4 separate regions of the Homo sapiens genome follow, and regions 1, 2 and 3 are each linked to region 4. Evidence: chromatin contacts called from ENCODE Hi-C or POLR2A ChIA-PET data. All regions are on one chromosome and are shown on one strand. Each heading gives the region's core, a stretch centred on a gene start or an enhancer-like site at or near the end of the contact. The rest is flanking DNA. Distances are from core to core; before and after follow the strand shown. Region 1 overlaps MINDY4 (MINDY lysine 48 deubiquitinase 4). Region 2 holds the start of INMT-MINDY4 (INMT-MINDY4 readthrough (NMD candidate)). Region 3 holds the start of MINDY4 (MINDY lysine 48 deubiquitinase 4). Region 4 overlaps MINDY4 (MINDY lysine 48 deubiquitinase 4).

The links. A loop is a pair of places that touch in the nucleus more often than their neighbours do. ChIA-PET counts read pairs that join two places held with the same protein, here RNA polymerase II (POLR2A). Pooled maps may share reads with other maps.
Region 1: a loop to region 4 is called in a map of Right ventricle myocardium inferior, with 4 times the contacts of the local background. The contact joins two enhancer-like sites. A Hi-C loop is called at or near these places in 12 of 168 maps with a recorded cell type or tissue (Right ventricle myocardium inferior, aorta, ascending aorta and 4 more) and 10 of 50 pooled maps. POLR2A ChIA-PET finds 5 or more read pairs at or near these places in 5 of 52 experiments (H1, MCF 10A, Panc1 and 1 more).
Region 2: a loop to region 4 is called in a pooled map, with 2.2 times the contacts of the local background. The contact joins the promoter of INMT-MINDY4 here to the enhancer-like site in region 4. A Hi-C loop is called at or near these places in 8 of 168 maps with a recorded cell type or tissue (IMR-90, K562, MCF 10A and 5 more), 5 of 37 single-sample maps with no recorded cell type and 12 of 50 pooled maps. POLR2A ChIA-PET finds 5 or more read pairs at or near these places in 4 of 52 experiments (BJ, CD4-positive, alpha-beta T cell, OCI-LY7 and 1 more).
Region 3: POLR2A ChIA-PET joins it to region 4 with 10 read pairs in B cell. The contact joins the promoter of MINDY4 here to the enhancer-like site in region 4. A Hi-C loop is called at or near these places in 5 of 50 pooled maps. POLR2A ChIA-PET finds 5 or more read pairs at or near these places in 4 of 52 experiments (B cell, CD4-positive, alpha-beta T cell, PC-3 and 1 more).

Annotation. Positions count from the first base shown.
Region 1 is chr7:30,869,612-30,874,573 of GRCh38, forward strand. It overlaps MINDY4 (MINDY lysine 48 deubiquitinase 4), which reads left to right. Exons shown (of 18, transcript NM_032222.3): 14 at 2,632-2,695. INMT-MINDY4 (INMT-MINDY4 readthrough (NMD candidate)) reads left to right here. Exons shown (of 20, transcript NR_037598.1): 16 at 2,632-2,695. Among named protein-coding and RNA genes, the nearest start is that of AQP1, 40 kb to the right of the region's middle. Within about 2 kb of position 1,345, at least 3 of the 41 ENCODE cell types and tissues checked have a DNase peak (open chromatin) inside an H3K27ac peak, as active enhancers do.
Region 2 is chr7:30,750,883-30,756,230 of GRCh38, forward strand. INMT-MINDY4 (INMT-MINDY4 readthrough (NMD candidate)) reads left to right here and starts at 1,253. Exons shown (of 20, transcript NR_037598.1): 1 at 1,253-1,422; 2 at 2,852-3,056. INMT (indolethylamine N-methyltransferase) reads left to right here and starts at 1,253. Exons shown (of 3, transcript NM_006774.5): 1 at 1,253-1,422; 2 at 2,849-3,056; 3 at 4,540-5,348. The coding sequence starts at 1,269. The coding sequence ends at 4,969.
Region 3 is chr7:30,767,871-30,773,322 of GRCh38, forward strand. It overlaps MINDY4 (MINDY lysine 48 deubiquitinase 4), which reads left to right and starts at 3,547. Exons shown (of 18, transcript NM_032222.3): 1 at 3,547-3,686. The coding sequence starts at 3,624. All of the region lies in intron 3 of INMT-MINDY4 (INMT-MINDY4 readthrough (NMD candidate)), which reads left to right. RefSeq lists silencers at 3,428-3,477, 3,538-3,587, 3,958-4,107 and an enhancer at 3,663-3,957.
Region 4 is chr7:30,814,338-30,819,532 of GRCh38, forward strand. The region is part of intron 5 of MINDY4 (MINDY lysine 48 deubiquitinase 4); the gene reads left to right. All of the region lies in intron 7 of INMT-MINDY4 (INMT-MINDY4 readthrough (NMD candidate)), which reads left to right. Among named protein-coding and RNA genes, the nearest start is that of MINDY4, 46 kb to the left of the region's middle. Within about 2 kb of position 1,419, at least 13 of the 41 ENCODE cell types and tissues checked have a DNase peak (open chromatin) inside an H3K27ac peak, as active enhancers do; they include ascending aorta, where a contact is called at or near this core.

The DNA.
Region 1 (4,962 bases), core at 95-2,594, 55 kb after region 4:
GTCCCTCTATGTGTCCAGATTTCCTCTTCTTCCAAGTCAGATTGCATTAGGGCCTACCCTAATGGCCTCATTTTAAGTTAGTCACCCCTTGAAAGGCTCTATTTCCAAATACACATTCTCAGGTGCTGGAGGTTAGGACTTCAACATATGAATTTTAAGGGGACGCAGTTCATGCCATTACACCTCTCATCTTCTCCAGGCCCCTCGTGCTGCAGGAGGGGAGACCGAGGCCACACAGCAGGCTGGAACTAAGCCATATGGATTGCCTTCTCTCTGGGGCAGTGCTGAGGCTGTTGTTCCTCTGCTCAAGGACTCCTCACACTCAGCTCTCCAGAGAATTCCCCTATTCCCCTAGAGGGAGGTCTGGGCATCTAGGTTTGTAGATTTGCCAAAGTTATAAATCTCTTAAACCATAAGCCACTCCTTGGCATCTCTCTCTCTCTCGAATGCCCTGATATGAAATGCAGATGTTCCTCCCTTTTAAGATCTCAGTGCACTGCTGAATTTCCCATCGTGTTTGCACCTAAGGATGCAATTACCATTTCCTCCCATTGTCCTTTCTGCCTGTCCCCCTGCTCCCAGCTGACGCAGGCTCTCGAGCCCGCTGGGTGAACACGAGGTAATGATCTTATGAAGATTGGACTGCTTCTAAAAGCTCCAGGTGGCATAGGGCCAGTGATGCTTATCGGCCCCCCCTCAGGACCCTTTTGAGGTTATTTTCTTCTCTTCAGAAGATGCTTGTATATGCTGCAGAGAGCATTTCCATCAATTCTTCTGCCTGAGCTAGCGCCAGCGAAGCGCTATGCTCTGCCATGAGTCACTCCCAGCTGGCTCCTTCCCAGGCCTGCTGGGCTGTCTGTGGTGGGTGAGCCTCAACCACCCTTCCCAGAAGACCCCCAAGCCTTAGTGGTTCTCTGCAAGCTCCTGCAAGGGTAACCCCAGCTCATCTTCTCATGTGGACCATAAACCTTCCGTGTTTGGCCATGGTTATTAAAAACCACAAGCAAGTGTTTTCCCCAAGTATTGTGGAGCTGGAATTGCTAAACTTGTTTTGGAAGCAGACAGAGACTCAGGCATGTATTTTAGGCTTGTGGGCTTATGGCAGATCTTAGATTTAAAGCATACATTGAGACCAAGTTTATCTTCTCCTCTACTGAAAGGAAAAAATAAATGCTCTGATTGCTAAGCCCTTCCTACCCCTGGGTCTCCTCTCTAAATGTTATACCTGGCCTCTCTCTTTGGGGTGTGGTTGAAGGAAGGGGGCCAGGCTCTGAACACAGTGCTGGGTGGCTGTGTGTGCCCCCCCAGGGCCATGTGTGCCCCCCAGGGTCGTGTGTGCCTCCCAGAGTCAAGTGTGCCTCTCAGGGTAATGTGTGCCCCCCAGGGTCCAGTGTGACCCCCAGGGCCGTGTGTGCCCCCAGGGTTGTGTGTACCCCCCTGGGTCGTGTGTACCCCCAAGGGCTGCATGTGACCGCCAGGTTCAGTTGTGACTCCCAGGGTCGTGTGTGCCCCCAGGGCTGTGTGTTCCCCCCAGGGTCATGTGCAGAAGTGGGGGGGACAGACCTGGGACCCAGGCTCCCTGGTCTCACGTTGCCCCCCAGAGCCAGCTTCTCTGTGCTTCTTCCCACATCTATAAAATAGAGACAGGAATTCCTACTTCATTCGGGTCTGGGGGTTGCAATTGCCACCTGCTGAGCACAGTGAGTAGATAGCAGCTCCTTCCCTGTGTGCTCCTTACAGGGCTCTGTTCAACAGAGTTTTCATCTCTCAGAGGGAGTTACATTGGGGTGGCTAAAAGGAACCATGTCCTAATGGCAGGCTTCCTAGCAGGACAGCAAGCCGGGAAGGAGGATGGAGACTTGGGAGGGTTTTCTGCCTCACGTGTGGCACACCTCTGCTCACCGGGATACTGAATTGTTCTGGTTCCTAGCGGTGCTCAGCCCATTTCTTTCAGTTTGGGGAATGTCTTCAGCAAAGTAGGTTTTCACCTTGCATCTTTTGAAGGACTCCATTCTGAGGGTGGAACCACAGTGGTACCAGGGGGTGGGGGCACAGGCCTCAGAGCTGGGCACCCTTGAGCAAGACATCCCTTTTCTGAGGCTTGGTTTTCTCAAAGGGTTTTAGGGAATAATGTGCGTACAGTGCCTGGTGCAGGAGCAGGTGGTGGTGACTGTTACTCTATAACTCAAGGAAACATTAGAGTCCATTCCTCCCATTTTACAGGCTGGCAGACTGAGGCTCAGAGGTGGAAGAGGGTTCCTCAGTCTACACCATTGGTAGTGACAGTTGGGATGTGAATTCAGGACACTGGATTCCAAACCCAGGGTCCTCTCTACCGTGTCACGCTTCAGTCGCTGTTCTCTAGTGTAGGCAGAGCCCTGGTGCGGCTGGAGTGGAGGCCATTGCCCAGAGAATGCAGTGAGCTCTACTCTAGGAGGCCTGGGCTCTAGCCCCATCCCTTCTGGGTGGGAGCCTCCTCCGTGGAGGGCACAGAACAGAGCGCTCAGGTTCCCACCAAATCTGGAATTCTGGGTCTTAGCCTGGAACCTAAGGGGAGCGCCTGGTCACCTAGCGAGGTTTGCAACCTGGGTCAGGCAGAGCTGTGCTAACAATGCTTCTTGTGTTTTCCAGCATCCGCCAGGACTTTGATGTCCCCACCAGCCACCTGATTGGAGCACATGGCTACTGTACACAGGTCAGGGGGCGCTGTGGGGCCCAGGTGGTCCTTCCCCCTCCTCTGTCCCTCAGAGAGGGAGAGGTCCTCCTCCCTCCTCTTGCCCCAGAAAAAGACAAGTCTTTCTTGCCTCTGCCAACACTCTTCAAGCAGCTTTCACGTGCCCACCTCTGCTGGGTTTCACTGTCATGTCATGGAGACCCAGAAAGAGAGCTCAGTTTAGCTTCTGTTTCTGGACAGCTTTATGTGCACTGATGTATGTGCTCAGAGCTGCAGAGGATGCAAAAGAGGCTGAACTCAGACCAAAGTGCTACACAGCCCGGAGCCCAGGACACAGGGAGTGATGTCTCAGGCATGGGCCAGGGGACCCTGGGTCCAGCTGGGGAGATGATGGCCCTGGCCTCTTCTATGTTTGCACAAGGTATTGTCTTTATAGCCACCCTTCCCTTTGCATCTTTACAGAGGGGCCCTCAATGGACCTCACAGGGGCAAAGAAGACCCTGAGCACAGTTGCTTGTCATCAGTCCTCTCAGTCACCCAGGTGACACCAGGGAAGGGACCTTTTCAAGATGTTACCTAGTGAGCATCAAAACTGGGAGCTCAGCTCTACACCTGGCTTCTATCCATGCCTTTCTCCCCATGATGAGGCCTCCCAGAGTGGCCACACAGGCCACAGTGAAATCTGGCTCTCAGCACATGGGGGGCCACAATGCGTAGCATGGACGGGCTGGACAGAGCTGCACATCTTCTGGGCCCAACTGAGGACTCAGTTGTCCTGGGGGTCCTGGCTCACTTGCGCCCAGCTCTGGAAACCTACGTGGGCACCATACAAGGCAAGCTTGGGGCCTGTGGTTTGTCCAGGGCACCCACAGAGGGACCGTGGGGTTGGCTGCTGCCCACCACCCTAGAGGAAGGCCTCACGGGGAGTGGCTACTCTTCTGGCTGCCCGGGGTGGCCTCACTCTCACTCCAGGCATCTGCCTGCCCCATGGGAGCTTTCCCTTTTCTGGGGCAGAGAAGGATGCTGCCCAGGTGTGGGCAGTCAAGCAGGGTGCAGAGGAACCCAGATCAGAGTCTGGGGCTGGGTCCCAAGCCCTGTTCTCTGTTTCACTCACAATATGAGCTGGGGCAGTCTTTTTCCCCTCCTGTGTGTCAGTTTCCTCATTTGTACAAGAGGCATTTGGACTGGAACAGGGCTGCTTACACTTTGAATGAATCCCCTAGGGGTCTTGTTGAAGAGCAGGCTCAGATTCAGTGGGTCTGGGCTGGGGCCTAAGATTCTCAATTTCTATCAGGCTCCCCAGGGAGGGCGATTCTGCTGGTCCATGGACCACACTGAGTAGAAAGGGACTGCTAAGCTTTGCCATTGTGTGACTTTGGAGTCTAGGAGCAGGGAGAGGCCTGATGCCCCTTCTTCACCATCTCAAGAAGGCTTCCTGCTATGAGGAAGATTTTAGACACAGATCAGGGAGCAGGGGCTTTTATCCCTCTTGAAAAACCAGATGGGAAAACTCGAACTTGCCTGAAAAAGGCTGTGCCTTTCTCAGCAGCTGCTGCCCCTGACGTGCATTATTTTACAGCAGACATTTCCTCCAAATTCTTGTGTCTCATTTCCTCTACAAGGACACAATAAGTCCCCTTTGGTATCTCCCTCCAGTGGGGGTCCCTCTGCGGCCATCAGAGGAGGCCTCTTTTACTGTCACTGGGGCAGGGGTATTGGTGTTAACTGAGGGATTTATTAACCCCCGATGTCATTTTAACGATTCAGGCGAAAACACCTCTATAAACTCTACCCTCCAGAGTTTACACTGGTCAAGGGCCGTTCTGGCCATTCCTACGTGCTCCACTGTGGGAGTGATGCCTGCCTTCTTGTGTCACAGGCAGCGCCAGCTGTGGCAGAAGGTGGATGAGACAGAGAGACCTGCCTGCCCTAGTGCTGGGGCTGGGCTCGCTCAAATTCCTCCTCAGTAGGCCCTTAGAGGCCACCCTTCATCTTGAATCTGTGCCCAGGCAGATAGTACCATGAAAGTAACAGGGTTGGGGGAAGAGGGAAGTCACATGGGACAGAGAGAACCAGATGTGGGTGGAAGCTCAGCTCTGGCCCTAATGGGCTGTGTGGCTTGAGTAACCCACCTGTGAGCCCCAGTTTCTCCATTCCTAAGAGGAGGTTGGATCCTTGGTTATCCTGCATAAGGAAGGGACCTTCCAGCCTTGTTGGTACACCAAAATGTGGGAGGCATGGGTTGCAGGTGACTGCTGGAGGAATGTTGCTCCACACGTCACTTTCTC
Region 2 (5,348 bases), core at 3-2,502, 64 kb before region 4:
TCTCAGTGTACACAAGCTGGGTTCTCTTTCTCTGAAGAACCCTGACTAATAGAGGTACCATATGTCTTCCTTCCACCCTGCCCACAACTTAGTTAGCACCGTGCCTTTATTGCACACTCCTCCAATCATGTAATGCGAGCCCTGCAGTTTCCTGCCTGCTCTGTATGCCTTTTGCAGGCCAGCACGACAGCCGCAGGCCTCCCTGGAGGCTGCCCAGGCACCCGCCCCTTGGAAGCCAGGCCCTGACGACCGCTGGGTGTTCCTGCGTCTGTGGCATCACCCATCTGTTGGGCCCTGTGGATTCAGAATTGTTTGTTTACTTAAAGCCAGAACAAGGCATTCCTGTCCTTCCCACTTTCAGGGCAAGAGGCCTGAACCTCCAGTGTAGCGGATTCATTTCTGTCCGGTTTGTGGCCAAGTCAGAGCCATTTCCTAGTGCCAAAAACAGAGACTGAGCTTTTTTCTGTCTGTGGGAGATTTTACAACCCAGTCCCATTTCAAAGAGAAGACTGAGGCCAGGAGTGTCTTACCCGGAGTAGCCAGGTGAGTCAGTGGCCAGGAAGCCAGGACCCCTCTGACAGTTTATGCTTTATGACCGGGCGCCCTTGTTCTCATTCATGGAGATTGACGACAATTTCTGCTCTTCTCCCAGTGACCTGCACAGTGATGCCAAGTCAGCCATTCTGCTCTGCCTCCTGGGGTCTGAACTGTGTTCTCCAGCAGGGATGGGGGATGCATGAAGCTGCACCCACTGCCTGGCCTAGAGAGAGCCACTGGGCCCCAGTGACCACCAGGCGACAAGATGGGGATCTCACTGTGCACTCAGGTCACAACACCTGTGACTTAGAGGAGTGACTTTGGTCCTTACAGTCAGTGAAGTGGGCACGCAGGTGGGGAAACATAGGTCTGACACCTACTTGGAGGCCACAGAGCAGCATGTGGCTGCCAGGGCTGAGAGTTGCACCCAGGGCTGGGCACCATCAATTGCCTTTGACGGACATGGGTTGGTCCCTAGAGGCAGCAGGGCCAGGGCGGCTGCAGCCCCAGCTGTCATAGCTCTGGGGTTGGGGAAACCTCAGGTGTGTCAGTGTGGCTGGGAGGTGGTGAGACATGCACTGCCTTCTGCATCCCCCTAGAAGGAGAAGCTCAAGGAAAGGCATACTTGGGAGGAGCCATGGGATGAGGCTGGAATGCTGGGGGTGGAGCCTGGAGAGCTTGGAGCCCTCATAAGACCTGATAGCAAGGAGGGGGCACATTTCAGGGACACCATGAAGGGTGGCTTCACTGGGGGTGATGAGTACCAGAAGCACTTCCTGCCCAGGGACTACTTGGCTACTTACTACAGCTTCGATGGCAGCCCCTCACCCGAGGCCGAGATGCTGAAGTTTAACTTGGAATGTCTCCACAAGACCTTCGGCCCTGGTGAGCAGAGGGTGGCCCTTCCCCTTGAGCCTCTCTCCAAGGAACCTGGATGGGGATGGGGAGACGGTGTCCTGGGGGCAGTCTGGTCTCCTCTAGGGGTTTTTGGGGATGGGCTGGGGGAGCTTCTGGGGCCCTGCCCCCTCTCTTTGGGCAGCTGTTATGCTGGAGGTTGAGTCTGTCTCCCCATGGCTCAGGAGCTCTGTGCCAGCTGAAGAGCACAGCCCCGTGCAGTTCCCACACTGCTCTCCATTAGCCCCTAGGTCTTTGGGGTGGAGCAGAAAAGGCTCTCCAGGTCATCATCAAGTTCAGTCCTGACCTTGCACAGCCAGGCCTCTGGGGCCCCCAGAAGGCCAAGGGCAAACAGCAGGGTTGCAGTGGGACGGGATCGCCTGTGCCCGGAGTGTGCAGCCTAGATGTGTCTGTGATGAGGACCTGGAAAAGCCCTGCCCTGGGACAAGGATTGCTAGGTGGGGTCTCAACCCTGAGCAAGGGGCTCAGACCCCAAGGACCTCAACTGAGCCATCTGCACGATGGATGGTGACTTCTGCCTGTCTCCCGATGATCACTGCCCTCCCCATGGTGACCCCATGATTTGATTGTGTCTTCTAAACTCAAGCAGCCGTGTCCTCACTTTAGGCACTTGACTGGGGAACAGTAAGGGTGAGTCTCCTGGTGGTCTGTGGGATAAGAGGGGGTTAAAAGGCTGCTGAGCCTGGAGGAGCAGGCCGGTGTGGGAGGCAGAAATCAGAGAACAGCCGGACTGGGTGTGACCAAGCTTGGAAGGCCAAGTGATGGCCCCACGCCAGGGCTCCAGACAGAATGTTGGAAGTCATGCTTCATTCCAGCTTCCAGGTGACCCTGGATTCACTCCTGGGGCCATCTTCCCAGATCATCTCCTTAGCCCCGGCTTCCTATTCCTGTATGCTTTCACCCCTCCCTCCTCCAAGGAACAAGAAACCCATCCAGGAAGGGCTGGACTTCCAGGGGAGGCTTCCAGCTCCCAGTCAGCCTGAAACTTAAAGGGCCACTGACCCCAGCATGTCCTCTCTGAACTCTCCAGCCCGAATCTTCCCCAGAGCAGGGCTTGGGCCTCTGTTCTCTGTCCCAGAAATATTATACTCTTGGCTTATGTTCTTGACTGAAAGGTATTGGGCTAATTGTTTAACCTTTTACAGACTCAGTTTTCTAATCTGCAAAATGAAAATAGTGATAGCAGTCACTACACAGGGTAGTTTTGAGGTGTAAATGGAAATTAACACATATAAAATATTTGGCATGAGGCTTGGCTTACAGGGAGCTGCCAATCCGTGATAACCACCAAGCACGTTTGCCCCTTGGGTAAGACCAGGGTGTGTGTCCTCATCCCTGTGTCTGCCTTGGGTCTCGTTTCTTTTACCCATCCATTACCAGTCTTTCCCTCCCACAGGAGGCCTCCAAGGGGACACGCTGATTGACATTGGCTCAGGTCCTACCATCTACCAAGTTCTTGCTGCCTGTGATTCCTTCCAAGACATCACTCTCTCCGACTTTACCGACCGCAACCGGGAGGAGCTGGAAAAGTGGCTGAAGAAGGAGCCGGGGGCCTATGACTGGACCCCAGCGGTGAAATTCGCCTGTGAGCTGGAAGGAAACAGGTAGGGGTGCAGAGGTTGGGGAGGGGGTTCCCAGTCAACCTTCTTTCTCAGAAGTCTCCCTGGCCTCTTTGTTGTCTCTGACATTTTCAGGACAGTAGGACCTTCAGGTATAGGACCAGATGTCCTGTGGTGGGGATAGAGTAGATGGAATCCCAAGTTTCAGGATTACAGCAGTTTTAGGGGCAAGACTCTGATCACAGGACTATGTTGAGGTGTGATATAGTCAAGTATGAACACTGAAAACCAGATGATTTTCATCTCTTCCTTCTTCTCTTCCTTCCTTACCCTCATCTATATATCTACCTCTCTATCTTCTATGTATCTAACTATCCGTGCATATCCATCCATCCGTCCACCCACCGGTTCATCCATTCATCCATCCATCCATCCATCCATCCATATTCATGCATCCACCCACCCATCCATATCCATCCATCCATCCAGCCAGCCAACTAGCCGTTCACCTATCCATCCATCTATCCATCCGTCCATTCATCCATCCATCAATATTCATCCATCCACCCACCCATCCATTCATCCATCCATATCCATCCATCCATCCATCCATCCACCCATTCATATCCATCCATCCATCCACATACATCCGCCCAGCCATCCATCTATCCATCCATCCACCCATCCATCCATATCCATCTATACATCCATCAATCCATCCACCCATCCATCCATATCCATCTATCCATCCATCCATCCATCCATCCATCCATCCATCCATCCATGTCCATCCACATTCATCCACCCACCCACCCATCCATCCATCTTTCCTTCTTCCCTCTATTGTCTGTACCTGTGTGACTGACTATATAATGTATAATGACGTGAACTCACCACCCAACCTGAGTACTCGAATATAATAAAGACTTACCTGTGCTTCTCTGTGACTCCTTGCCTCTGCCTTTCCCAACCTCGGGTAATCACTAATATGGATTTTATGCTTATCATTCCCTTTTTCAAAAAATTTTTTTCTTGCATACTTATGTATATCTAAACAATCTATAATTTAGTTTTAGTCGCCTTTGAGCTTTATAGCAGAGTAATTTGCTCTGTGTCATTTGCGATTTGCTTTTCATCACTCAAAATTATATTTTTAAGATAGCTATATTCATACATTATCTGTAGTAAATTCATTAATTCATTCATCCATCCATCCAATAATGTTTGTTAACTGCCCTCTCTGTGCTTGGGGTGGCTTTGTCCATCCTGGGGATTAAGGGAAGGGGGCTCACATGGAATCAGAGAGAGAAAGTTTCCTATAATTGTTCTAGCCATTCTCCCTAACCATTTTTCTTTGGGAGAAACTGAGGCTCAGATTGAAGAAGAGCCTGCTGTCAGGTCACACAGGGACTCAGGGACAGCAATCCTTTGGGGATCCAGAGATCATCTCCATCTGCTGGTCACAGTGGACTGAGAGTTCCCTTCAGAACCTCAAAGGGCCTCCCCGACTCCCTCTCTCTCTCTGCAGCGGCCGATGGGAGGAGAAGGAGGAGAAGCTGCGGGCAGCGGTGAAGCGGGTGCTCAAGTGCGATGTCCACCTGGGCAACCCGCTGGCCCCGGCTGTGTTGCCTCTCGCCGACTGTGTGCTCACCCTGCTGGCCATGGAGTGTGCCTGCTGTAGCCTTGATGCCTACCGCGCTGCCCTGTGCAACCTTGCCTCACTGCTCAAGCCGGGTGGCCACCTGGTGACCACTGTCACGCTTCGGCTCCCGTCCTACATGGTGGGGAAGCGTGAATTTTCCTGCGTGGCCCTGGAGAAAGAGGAGGTGGAGCAGGCTGTCCTGGATGCTGGCTTTGACATTGAACAGCTCCTACACAGTCCCCAGAGCTACTCTGTCACCAATGCTGCCAACAATGGGGTCTGCTTCATTGTGGCTCGCAAGAAGCCTGGGCCCTGAGCCAGGAGGGCCAGCCAGAGGTCTGGTCAGGCTGTGAGGCCTTGGCCATCTGTATGCTAGAGAGGGGTGAGGAATGGATACTGTCTAACAGTCTCTGATTTCAACACTAACATTCCATCTTCTGAAATTCTGAGATTCTAACATCCTTGTTTTAGAATTCTAAGTTTCCAACATTCCTCATTCTAGGATCCTAGGAGTGGAATTTTCCATTTTCTAATATACTAAGCCTTACAGCTATCTTAGATGCGATCTGACTCCTGTGTGACTGTGGAGCACCCAGGGACGTGGTTTTAGAGTCTACCTAATATGTTAAGGACAAGGAAACCTCTGAGTCTACCTAATATGTTAAGGACAAGGAAACCTCTGGACAGTGGTATAT
Region 3 (5,452 bases), core at 2,297-4,796, 44 kb before region 4:
AGCGTGCACATCTTTGGGATGATGGAGGAAACCCGTGCAGACATGGGGAGGACACGCAAACTCCACACAGACAGTAGCCCCAGCTGGGAACTGATTTTTTTTTCTTTTCAACGTCATAATGAAACAATGTTGAAGGAAGCAATGTTTTTTGAGGATCCATTGTACTTGCCCTTAATCTACAATCGATTCTCAAAACAAAAGCCAAAGAGATCCTGTCAAAACCTAAGTCAGATCCTGTCTCTCCTCTGCCCAAAACTCTCCAAAGGATTCCCCATTCAGAGGAAAAGCCAAGCCCTTCTGATGGCCCTATACCACCAGGTCCCTGTTTCTGTCTCCTCTCTGCTCCCTCTGGCCTCAAAATTTCACAAGCACTCAGGTTGGTCGCCCTTGCAGGGCCTCTGCATTTGCGTTTCTTCTGCCTGCAGTGCTCTCCCTCCAAGTCTCTGCATAGCTCACATCCTCTCTTCCTTGCTGAAGTTCTACCATCGAAGTGATCTTATCCAGTCAACTTTTAAAAATTATAATTTCTGCTTGCCTTAAAAAGTCCTCCTATACTCCCTCCATGCTTTTTTCCCTCTTCAAGTCTATGATTTTTGGGGGTCAGCTGCAGTGACTCACTCCTGCAATCTCAGCACTTTGGGAAGCTGCATATCTTCAAGCTATCCTCCAGACAGGAGGATAGCTTGAGGCCAGGAGTTTAAGACCAGCCTGGGCAACATAGTGAGACCCTATCTCTATAAATAAATAAACAAATAAACTAGGTAGGGTGGTGCATGCCAGTAGTCCTAGCTCCTTGGGAGGTTAGGCAGGAGGATCATTTGAGCTCAAAAATTTGAGCTTACAGTGAGCTATGATTGTGCCACTGAACCCCGTTTAGGTGACAGAATGAGATGCTGCCTCTAAAATACATACACACATATATCTATGATACCCTTTAAATCATCTGCAGTGCTCTGTGTTTTGTATGCATTTATAAATTTTTTTTTCTGTCCATCTCCCCATTTGCATCTTTCCCCATTCTCTCTTCAAGAAGGCATATATTTTACAGTGTTAAATCTGCAGCACCCATACACCTGGCACGTGGTAAGGGCTCAACAAATATTTTTAAAGGAGTAAATGAATGGAGGAATGAATGATTTTTTCTCTTTTCACCTTCGTCTGCCTCCACGGGGGAAATCTCTCTTCTGACCTACTATATAACACCTACTATCTGTGATACACAACAGCAGTCCTCAACATTTTTGGCACCAGGGACCAGTTTCGTGGAAGACAGTTTTTGCATGGGAGGTGGGGGATGGTTTTGGGATGAAACCGTTCCACCTCAGATCATCAGGCATTAGAGTCTCATAAGGAGTGCGCAACCTAGGTCCCTCGCATGTGCAGTTCACAATAGGGTTTGTGATTCTATGAGAAGCTAATGCTGTGGCTGATTGGACAGGAGGTGGAGCTCAGGTGGTAATGTTCCTTTGCAGCTACTCACCTCCTGCTGTGTGACCTGGTTCCTAATAGGCCACAGACCCATACCGGTCCACAGCCCAGGGGGTTGGGGACCCCTGATACACAATCTCTTATGGAGCATAAATCTGTCTCATGTTATTCTTTCATTATTACACATCATCCATCAGTGTGTCTTCACAGCTGGAACATGAGGGCCCCTGGACCAAGCATCATACTGTCTCCTGCAACTCTGCCCTTCTCTCTCTACATATAAGAGCACATGGCTCTTTCTCACATAGCACAACATGTTCAAAAGAGGCTTCTCAAAGAACCATTGCACGTTGAGAGGGGAAATTGCCTGGAGATTATGGTGCAATCTGCCACATTAAAGCTACGTCCTATGGAGACTGTATAGGGTGAGATAGTTGCTTCCCAAGTGTGGTACATGTGCCAGTGGTGGTTGTAAGGTGATTTAGGTGAATGCATACCTTTCTGGTTTTGTGTTTGTTTTAATGTGTATTAGAGATTTAATAAGCACATAAAACCCAAGATCTTGTGGCTATTACTGCTTGGGAACACTTTCCTTTTAAAATAAATTGTAAAACATGTATGTGGATTTAAAGAAAATAATACATAAGTAACTGTATAGGGGTTAAGGGCTGAATTGTGTCTTTCAAAACTCCTGTGTTGGGCCGGGTGCGGTGGCTCACGCCTGTAATCCCAGCACTTTGGGAGGCCGAGGTGGGCGGACTGCCTGAGGTCAGGAGTTCAAGACCAGTCTGGCAACATGGTGAAACCCCGTCTCTACTAAAAGTACAAATATTAGCTGGGCACGGTGGTGGGCGCCTGAAATCCCAGCTACTCAGGAGGCTGAGGGAGGAGAATGGTTTGAATCCGGGAGGTGGTTGTTCACTTGGCAGTGAGCCGAGATTGCGCCACTGCATTCCAGCCCGGGCACCTGAGCGGGACTCTGTCTCAAAAAAAAAAAAAAAAAAAGAAAAAAAAATTCCCGTGTTGAAGTCCTAATGCCTGGTATTCCAGAATGTGACTGTGTTGGATAGGGTCTTTAAAGAGGTGATGAAGTGGAAATGCAGTCATTAGGGTGGACCCTATTCCAATACAACTGATGTCTTTATAAGAAGAGATTAGGACACAGGCACACACGGACGGCTAGCCACGTGAAGACACTGGGAGAAGGTGGCCATCTATAATAGAGGCCAGGGAGAGAGGCCTCAGGAGAAACCATCCAGCTGACACCTCGATCTTGGTCTGTAGCCCTCAGAACTGGGAGACAATAAATGTGTTGTTTAAGCCACATGGTCTGTGGTACTTTGTATGGCAGCCCAAGCAAAGGAATACAATAGGTAACATGCGGAAGTGGCAAAGATTGTGAAGGTGGAACCCAGGTGACTAAGTTCGGGGAAAATGTACTGGGCTTGGTTAGAAACCCAACTTTCCCAGTACCCAGCTGTGTGGGCCTCAGCAAAATCTTAGCCTTTCTGAATCTCAGTGTCCCGTTTTAAAGAATGGGGCCAACAGTAACTACCTAGCCAGGAAGTTGTAAGGATTAAAAGTGCAACCGTGAGTTAAGAGCTTGGTGATCAATAAATGGCAGTCTCATTACGGGAAAGCAGGCACCAAGGGGGCGAGGAACATCTCCTTTAATTTCGGTGCCCAAGAAGCAGAATGCTGGGCTTCCTTGCCCCCACCGTCAAGGCCCGCCAAGGTCAGTAGCGTTGGTGGCCCCAGAGGGGGCCGTGGTGCTGAGGGTGGACCTGAGGGGGTCACTTCCCTGTGAGTTTAGTCCTCCAGAAACAAGGAGGCAGGTATTCTTCCCATTTTATGTCTAGGAAAATGGAGCCTCGGAGCGGAGCGGTAATTTGTCCTAGGCCTCTCAGATGACCAGGGCCAGGGTCAGAGTGAGGCCCCGAGTCCGGAGCCGTGGACGGGGCCCTAGGCGACACCAGGGCGCCCTGACTGCGGCCTCCCACTCCGAGACGCGAGTTTGCGGGACGCTCCACCCCTTCCCTCCCGCCCCAGCCCGCCAGCCCCAGGGAAGGGGAGGAGTTCTTGCCGCGCCGACGCCGCCGTCGCCACGGCAACGCGGCCATACTGCGCCGGACAGACCCAGTTGCCTGGTGCTGCGGCCCGGCGTGGGCCTCGTGGGCAGAGCCAGAGCCAGAGCCATGGACAGCCTCTTCGTGGAGGAGGTGGCCGCCTCCTTGGTCAGGGAGTTCCTCAGCAGAAAGGTAACGGCTCGCCCCCTCCAAAGCCCAGGAAGTGGCTCTAATTTGGGGGGATCATCGGGGTCTCCCCTGAAGGCTTTGCAGCTTCTGGGAGGGCGCCCGTTCCCTACCTACTGCCTGCTCCAGAGATGCCCCAGAAGAGCGCCGCTTTCCCGGGACAGGGGAAACTACATTTCCCACGAGGCGTTTCTGCCGTCGTCACCGGGCGCTTCCGCAAGGCACGGTTTGGACCCCGTCCGCTGCCCTCCTGGGGCATCCGCGCTCCGGGGCGGCGGCAGCTGGGGAGGGGGCCTGGGGGCCGCGCCAAGCAATCCTAGCGCGGGCGCACAGCGGGCAGGCCTGCGCCCTAGCCTGGCTGCCGGCCTCCGTGCGCTACCCACGCAAGTCAGGGTCCCACTCGGAAAGAACTTCTCCCAGAGGGAACCCCAAAAGCCCAGAAAAGTTCTTGACGGTCAAACCCTTAGTCATTTTAGTCAACAGTGGGAATTCCAGTGGTTGCTTTAATTTTTGTAAGTTTTCCTATTGTCTTGTCCCAGGAGAGTTTTTGCAGTGTTCACAAGCTTGGAAGGTCCTTAGCTGTCATCTGGCCTCAGGGTGGAGATGGGGACCTCGGTGGGGAAGGAGCTCGCCGGGGGGTCTTGGGCGTGGTAGTGGAGGGGGACATACATTAGCTCATTCAGCACATGGTGACTGAGGGCTGCACTCTGTGTGTTTTGTCTGTCCTTGCAGTGTCATACTGGGCTAGGGCGATGGGTACTTGTCTTGTATGAAAACACATACACGTAATTTTTTGAATGGAGGAAAGGGGAAGGACTTTGAAGTCAGACGGAGACAATTCAAATATTTGCTACTAGTTTGCAGTGTGAACCTCAGTACTTTACTCACTGTCTCAATTTCGTTATCTGTAAAACAGGAAAGTAAGACCTACTCTTTGCAGATTTATAATGAGGATTAATATTAACATATGGGCAGCTTCCAAGCATTGGATCTGACATATAGATACAATGTGCACGTAGGTGTTCAACTTTATACCTCCTCCCACCCTCACTGTTTCTGACACCAAACAGGTGTCTCTGAAGTGCACCTGTTTGGAAAGTGTCTTTGTGTGTTTTTTATGATTTATTTTTATTTGAAAAAATTTTAAATGCGTTTGGCTTTGTCGCATCTGCCCTGTCTTTATGGCTAATTGACCTGCCATCACCTGTCCTGGCTGCATGTTGGATATCAATTGACACACCCTGGAAAGCTGACTGTTAACATCATTTCTTTTAAGTCTGGGTCACTGAAAAAAACTCTTAGAGAGGGCTTCCTCGTGTTCTTTCTTGAGTACAAATGAAATCCAGTGTCCTCACTGACATCCAAGCCTGCCCTGTAGCTTGACCCCAGCTTACCATCTCAATTTCATTTCTAGCCTCTCCCACATCCCTCCCCACCACCCCCCACTTGACATGGCCGAGTTCCCCTGGTCTCCTCTCCCTCGCATGTTTTATCTGGGCACACTAAGGCCCTAAGAGTAGAAAGGAGTTGCCCACAGTTACTCAGAAGGTCACAGTGAGCTGGGACTGCAGCCCAGGTATACTGCTTTCTCATCGCCTTCTGCTCTAGGGCAGAGACCACGTGCTCCCCACAGGGTTTTGCACAGGCAGTCATTGCACCCAGCAGTCGTAACCAAGAGAGCTGCCACCTTGGTGCCAGGTACCTAGAAGGTGCTGGTTTGTTGTCTCAGATCCTCGTAACAGTCCTGAAAGATAGGTATAAGTATTCCCTTT
Region 4 (5,195 bases), core at 169-2,668:
TAAAATTTTACCAGTTGAGGTAGACATAATCTTATTTCAAGATTATGTCAACCTTTAGAATGAACAAATTAAGCTTTGTGAAACATTTCGCTGCATTGTTTTTTATTTTTATCACGTCACCATGGACCTGTGTGTCCTGGACAGTTGGTAATTTTCCAAGCCTCAGTGTCTTCATTTGTAAAAAATAGGGCTAAAAAGTTCTTATGCTGCTTTCTACACAGGACTTTCGTGAGAATTAAATTTTAAAACGTGCTTAGCAAGTGCTAGGAAAAGTAGAAGGTGTTGCTTAGATAAGCAATTATTATTGTAAGGGCAAAGCTGTAGAACATTTAACACCCTTAGAAGGTCATAGAAAGGTAAATCAAAGCCCAGGGAAGGTGAATATTTGCCCAGGGTCACTTGGAGAAAGGCATGAGCTCCAAAAATAAGTGTTATTTAAGTGTAAGCCTCTTCACCTTTCTAAAAGTAAATGAACCCAAATCTTTCTTTTCAAATGGCTATGAGGTCAACCTTGGACCCAGTCAGAGCTGTTTCGAACATGTGGCTCACAGCTCTTATATAAATGCTTACGCAGGGGAATGCCTTATAAGTTTGAAAGGAAAATACTTCATCCTAGAAGTTGTTTTAAGCCATGCTTTGACATATTTAACCAAACAGAGCCTAAGTGAGTTTAGTGTTTTGTGGGACTCAGCCTCTCGTTGGTGCAGCTTACTTCCCTGACACGTTGGTTGGTCTTTATAAGGACAGTCATGGGCAGGATTGGTGCCCCAGAGTGGCTTCTCCTAGCAGCTAAGTAAACATCTCCACACAGCTTTTCAGTCCACTGTGGAAACTGGCAGCAACTCCTTCAGGCAGCCACTCCTTCAGGCAGCCTGTCAGAACCTTCCCTTTTGTCATGCCAAGGATGACTTTAGACCTCCCTGGGACAGGGCCAAGGCTGTAGAGGCAATCCTTTCCATCCTGGGCTCTTACACCATCCTTGGGAGGCAGCCTCAGAGACCACTGGGGAGGGAGGCTGGGCTGCCAGGAAGCCCTAATCAGAGGCAGCCTTAGTGGCCCACCCACACCTGGGACACCTCATGCTGTGGGCCAGGCACCCCATCACATCTCTAGCACTGGCCCTGGTCACTGGTCTCATCCAGCATCTCATGATGGGTGGGCTTGGTCAGGTCCAGTAGCCACGGGCTAGTGTGCAGAGGGGTGGAGGTGAGACCAAGATGAAGGGAGATCATGGGCTAGCAACATTTTGCTTGGTGAACTGCATACCCCAGGCCAGAGTGGTTACTCAATGAATTTGAGTGTGTTCCAGAGACATGCTTCATAGAGATCACTTTTCCTTCGAGAAGATATTTTTCTCTCCCTGGGGTAACATCACATCTACCCACCCTTTCACTGCCTGTTGAGCAACTCCTGCCTCTTGTACCAGTCACCTTTTGGAGCTGACTTCAGCCGTGCCCAGGAAACCAGCCTGAGAGAAGGGCAGGGAGGTGTGAACTGGGAGGGCCACAAAGTCCTGGTGTGTGTCTCCCCAAGGGAAGAGCAATCAGTCCTAATGCATTTTTGGGTCTTAAGAAAATGAAGGCAGTGCCTCAAATATCCAGCATGGGATAGATTAAAATAAACCAAGATGAGAGTCAGGAGCTTAAAACTCTATTTCTGCCTACTTACCAGGGGCCTTGGGAAAGCTCTGTCCTTGACTCCCACCTCCAGCAGGGCTGCAGGATTAGACTAGATGGTCTGGATTAGCCTTTTCAGCCCTTCCAGCTGGATGAGCTGTATCTAGGTGATCTCTGAGTACTCCTCAGCTTCCAGAGGGAGCATCCATTGAATACCAATTGCGTGCCCGGGTCTCATATGCCAAATTGGAAGAATAGGGAAATAATATGAGGGAAGGTCACATCTTTGTACAGTTTTGTTTTGCAAACTGTATGCCCTTGAAGAAAACTTCTGAGTCTGAGACTGTGGTAAATTTGTTCTCCGTTCCTGGAATGTTCCAGAATCCAGCCTGACTCAAGGAACAGAGATACAGGAAGGAGAAATGTTGGAACTGATTTCAGATCTTGCTCTGGCTCTGCATACTTCTTGTGAAGGACGTGTGCCAAGGCCTGTCGGGAGGGACACATACGGAAAGAGAGTTAAGCTGAGAAACCATCACCCCGACAGAACAATGGCTTAGGAGGCTGGAGTACAGCATGTGTTCTCTGCAGCCGAACAGCCTGGGCCCGATGGCTTTTCCAGGAGGATGCGGGGCCATCCGTTTCTCCCTCCCTCCCGCCCCCCTGCCTCCCAAATCTGTCCTCACTGGGCGATCCCTATCTTTGTCCACCTTTGTCATCATGGACCCAGATGAGAGAGACTTGGGTATGCAGCCCAGTTCCCAATTAAGGGAGTCACTGGTTTCAGGAAGATAATTTATTTGAGCTGAATTGTTAAGGCAGATTGTTTTCACAGGATTCCAAGCAGAGAGCTTTTCTCACAGGAAATGTCAGGCCAGCAATTCTAGTCAGGTTTTCCACATCCTTAAGAGGAAAGAAAAGACAGAGAGAAAAAAATATTCCTTTTATATGTTGTAGGTCAACCGTTTGAGAACTGGCAACTGCAGGGTATAAACTTAAGATCTGTTAAAATTGCTACACATTGTGATAGTTAGTGCACGCGATGACTTCTCGATAACCCAACCCTTCATGAGACCTCATGTTCTTTATGGCTTAATTTGAAAAATGCATGTGAATATCCAGTGGCCAAGGGAGGTAGAGGAAGCCCCTCCGGAGGCTCAGAGTCCCACTGAGCTCCCAGGAGATGAAGACACTGAAGAACTCCCATCCTCTCCCTGGAGCTTGGTTTCCTTGTCTGTAACACCAAAGGTCATGCCAGGTGACGTCTAAGTGCCATCCAGCTCTAACCACAATTCTGTACTCCACCTATACCTAGAGGAGCTTGGCTGAGGAGCTACAGGAAACCAAAGAAAAAAGGAGAGCAGGAAAGTGAAAGGAAAAAAGCTTTTCTTCCATGGAGAACTTGGGTTTGTCTTTTTTTTTTTTTTTTTTTTAGCATTCTACATTAAAAAAATTTTTTTTAGTCTTTTTATATCAACTTGCCCTCAGGGATCTGACTCACAAAAACTTACTGCTTCTCCAGCAGTTCAGTCATTCATGAGAGCTGTTGAAGTGATGGGGGTTATACAGAGTCACTGATGGAAGCGAGGAAGGAGTACAGCACCGCTGTCCCTGGTGGGCACCTCCAGTGTTTGCTGTGTGCATACCTGGCCAAGAAGTGCTTGCAGGTGGGGAGGGGCTGGGTCTGAAAAGCGGAAGCCCGGGTTCCCGAAGTTTTGTGGTTCTTATAGCCCCTCAAAGACAACTCCGGCAAAAGGGAGGCTGAGACTAGGGGCAATGCGTCTGTTGCCAGGTGATGCCAGTCTTACCTAGCATGTGCGTGTCCATCCACTTCCTATATGTCTGTCCATGTCTGAACAACTCTCTCATTCATTATAATCTAACCCTCTTGTTCATTGCAAAATGATGTTCTGTTTCACGTGGGAGAGTGGTAGGAGTGCCGAATTTGTATTCAGGAAACCTGGACTCTGGTCCTGGGGTTTTCAGTTTCACTCGCCTTGTTGCTTGCCCTCTAGTATGTATATCACCAGCATATTGGGTATGTGTGGGATGCTGGACATCCTCATCTTGTTACTGACTCTAGCAGGGATGCTTCCAATGCCTCAGCGTTAGGTAGGATGTTCTTTAGGGTTCAAATAAAACCCTTTCCTTCCCTTGAGCATGCTAAGAATTATTTTTAAAGAAACATATATGGATATTTATTTTTATCAAGTGCTTTTTCTGCATCTATTTAGATTATTTTGTATTTTTTAAATCTCTTGATATGAATTACATTATTAGATTTTCTACTGTTAAAATAGTCTTGCATTTCTATTTGGTCATAATTTCTCTCAAACTCATGGCTGATACAGTTGTCTATTTTATTTTATATTTTTGTATTTTATGTTTACAGGTATTAGATTTTTAGAATCAAGGTTGTGGTAACCTCATTAATCATCATTATCTCAACTAACACGTAGCAATTTCTGTATGTAGGGTGCTATTCCTAGTACTTGATGTATTAACTCATTTAATTCTCACAACAGTCTTTTGAGGGAAGACTATTATTAGCCCCATTAGATGAAGAATAAAGAATAGATGAAGAATCTGAAGCCCAGAGAAGCTGGACACTTGCCTCTCCTGCACAGACTTTTAGTGTGTCAGTGAGATTCATAGCTGGGATGGGTGGTTCCAGAGTCCGAGTGTACTCTATTTGGGAATGTAAACTGGGGAGATTTTCTTATATTTGGTGGAACACATCAGTAAAACTCTTCGTGTATATGTTGGGGCTGGAAATGGGGGTGAATTTTAAATTAATGATTTAAGAAAATGATTATAGGTAGTTTCAGATTTTCTGTTCATTTTTTCGTCAGTTTTGTGATTTTTCTAGAAAATGGTCCCATCTGTCAGTTTTCAGATGTATTGGTTTGAACTTATTCATACTAGTTTCTTCTTACTGAAAAGCTCCTATTGATAATGTTTAGTTTTATCCTTCCTTTTCACTCTTAGTATTGTTTATTTATACTCTCTTCTCTTTATCAATCTTGCCAAAGGTTTGCCTTTTTACTAATCTTTTAAAAGAATCGGTTTTGAAGGTTGTTGAATCTATTATTTTTTATTTCATTAACTTTTTCATCTTGCATTTATTTTTCCTCCTTCCTACTCTCTTTTGGTCTATTCTGTTGTTCTCTTTTGCTGGGGGATGCTTACTTTGCTTTCCACTGTTCCACAATAATAGGTGCCTTTATGCTATACACTGCCCTCTCCATATTACTTTAACTGCTTCCCGTAAGACTTTATAAGTTGTGTTTTTAATGTTAACCATTTTGAAATATTTTCTGCCATTATTTCTTTAAAATTTTCTAATGCATGGGTTATTTTGGGGGAGTGTAGAGGAGCTATCTCTTTATCATTGAATTCTTTTTTTATTTCTTTGTAATCAGAAACACAGTTTGGAATTTTTTGAGACATAATATGTGGACTGCTGTATGGTCAATATTTATACATTTGTGCTTGACAAGAATATATTATTTAACAGTTGGATGTTTTGGATCAAACATGTTAATTTAGTGTTCAAATTTTAGTCTTTATTCTTATTAA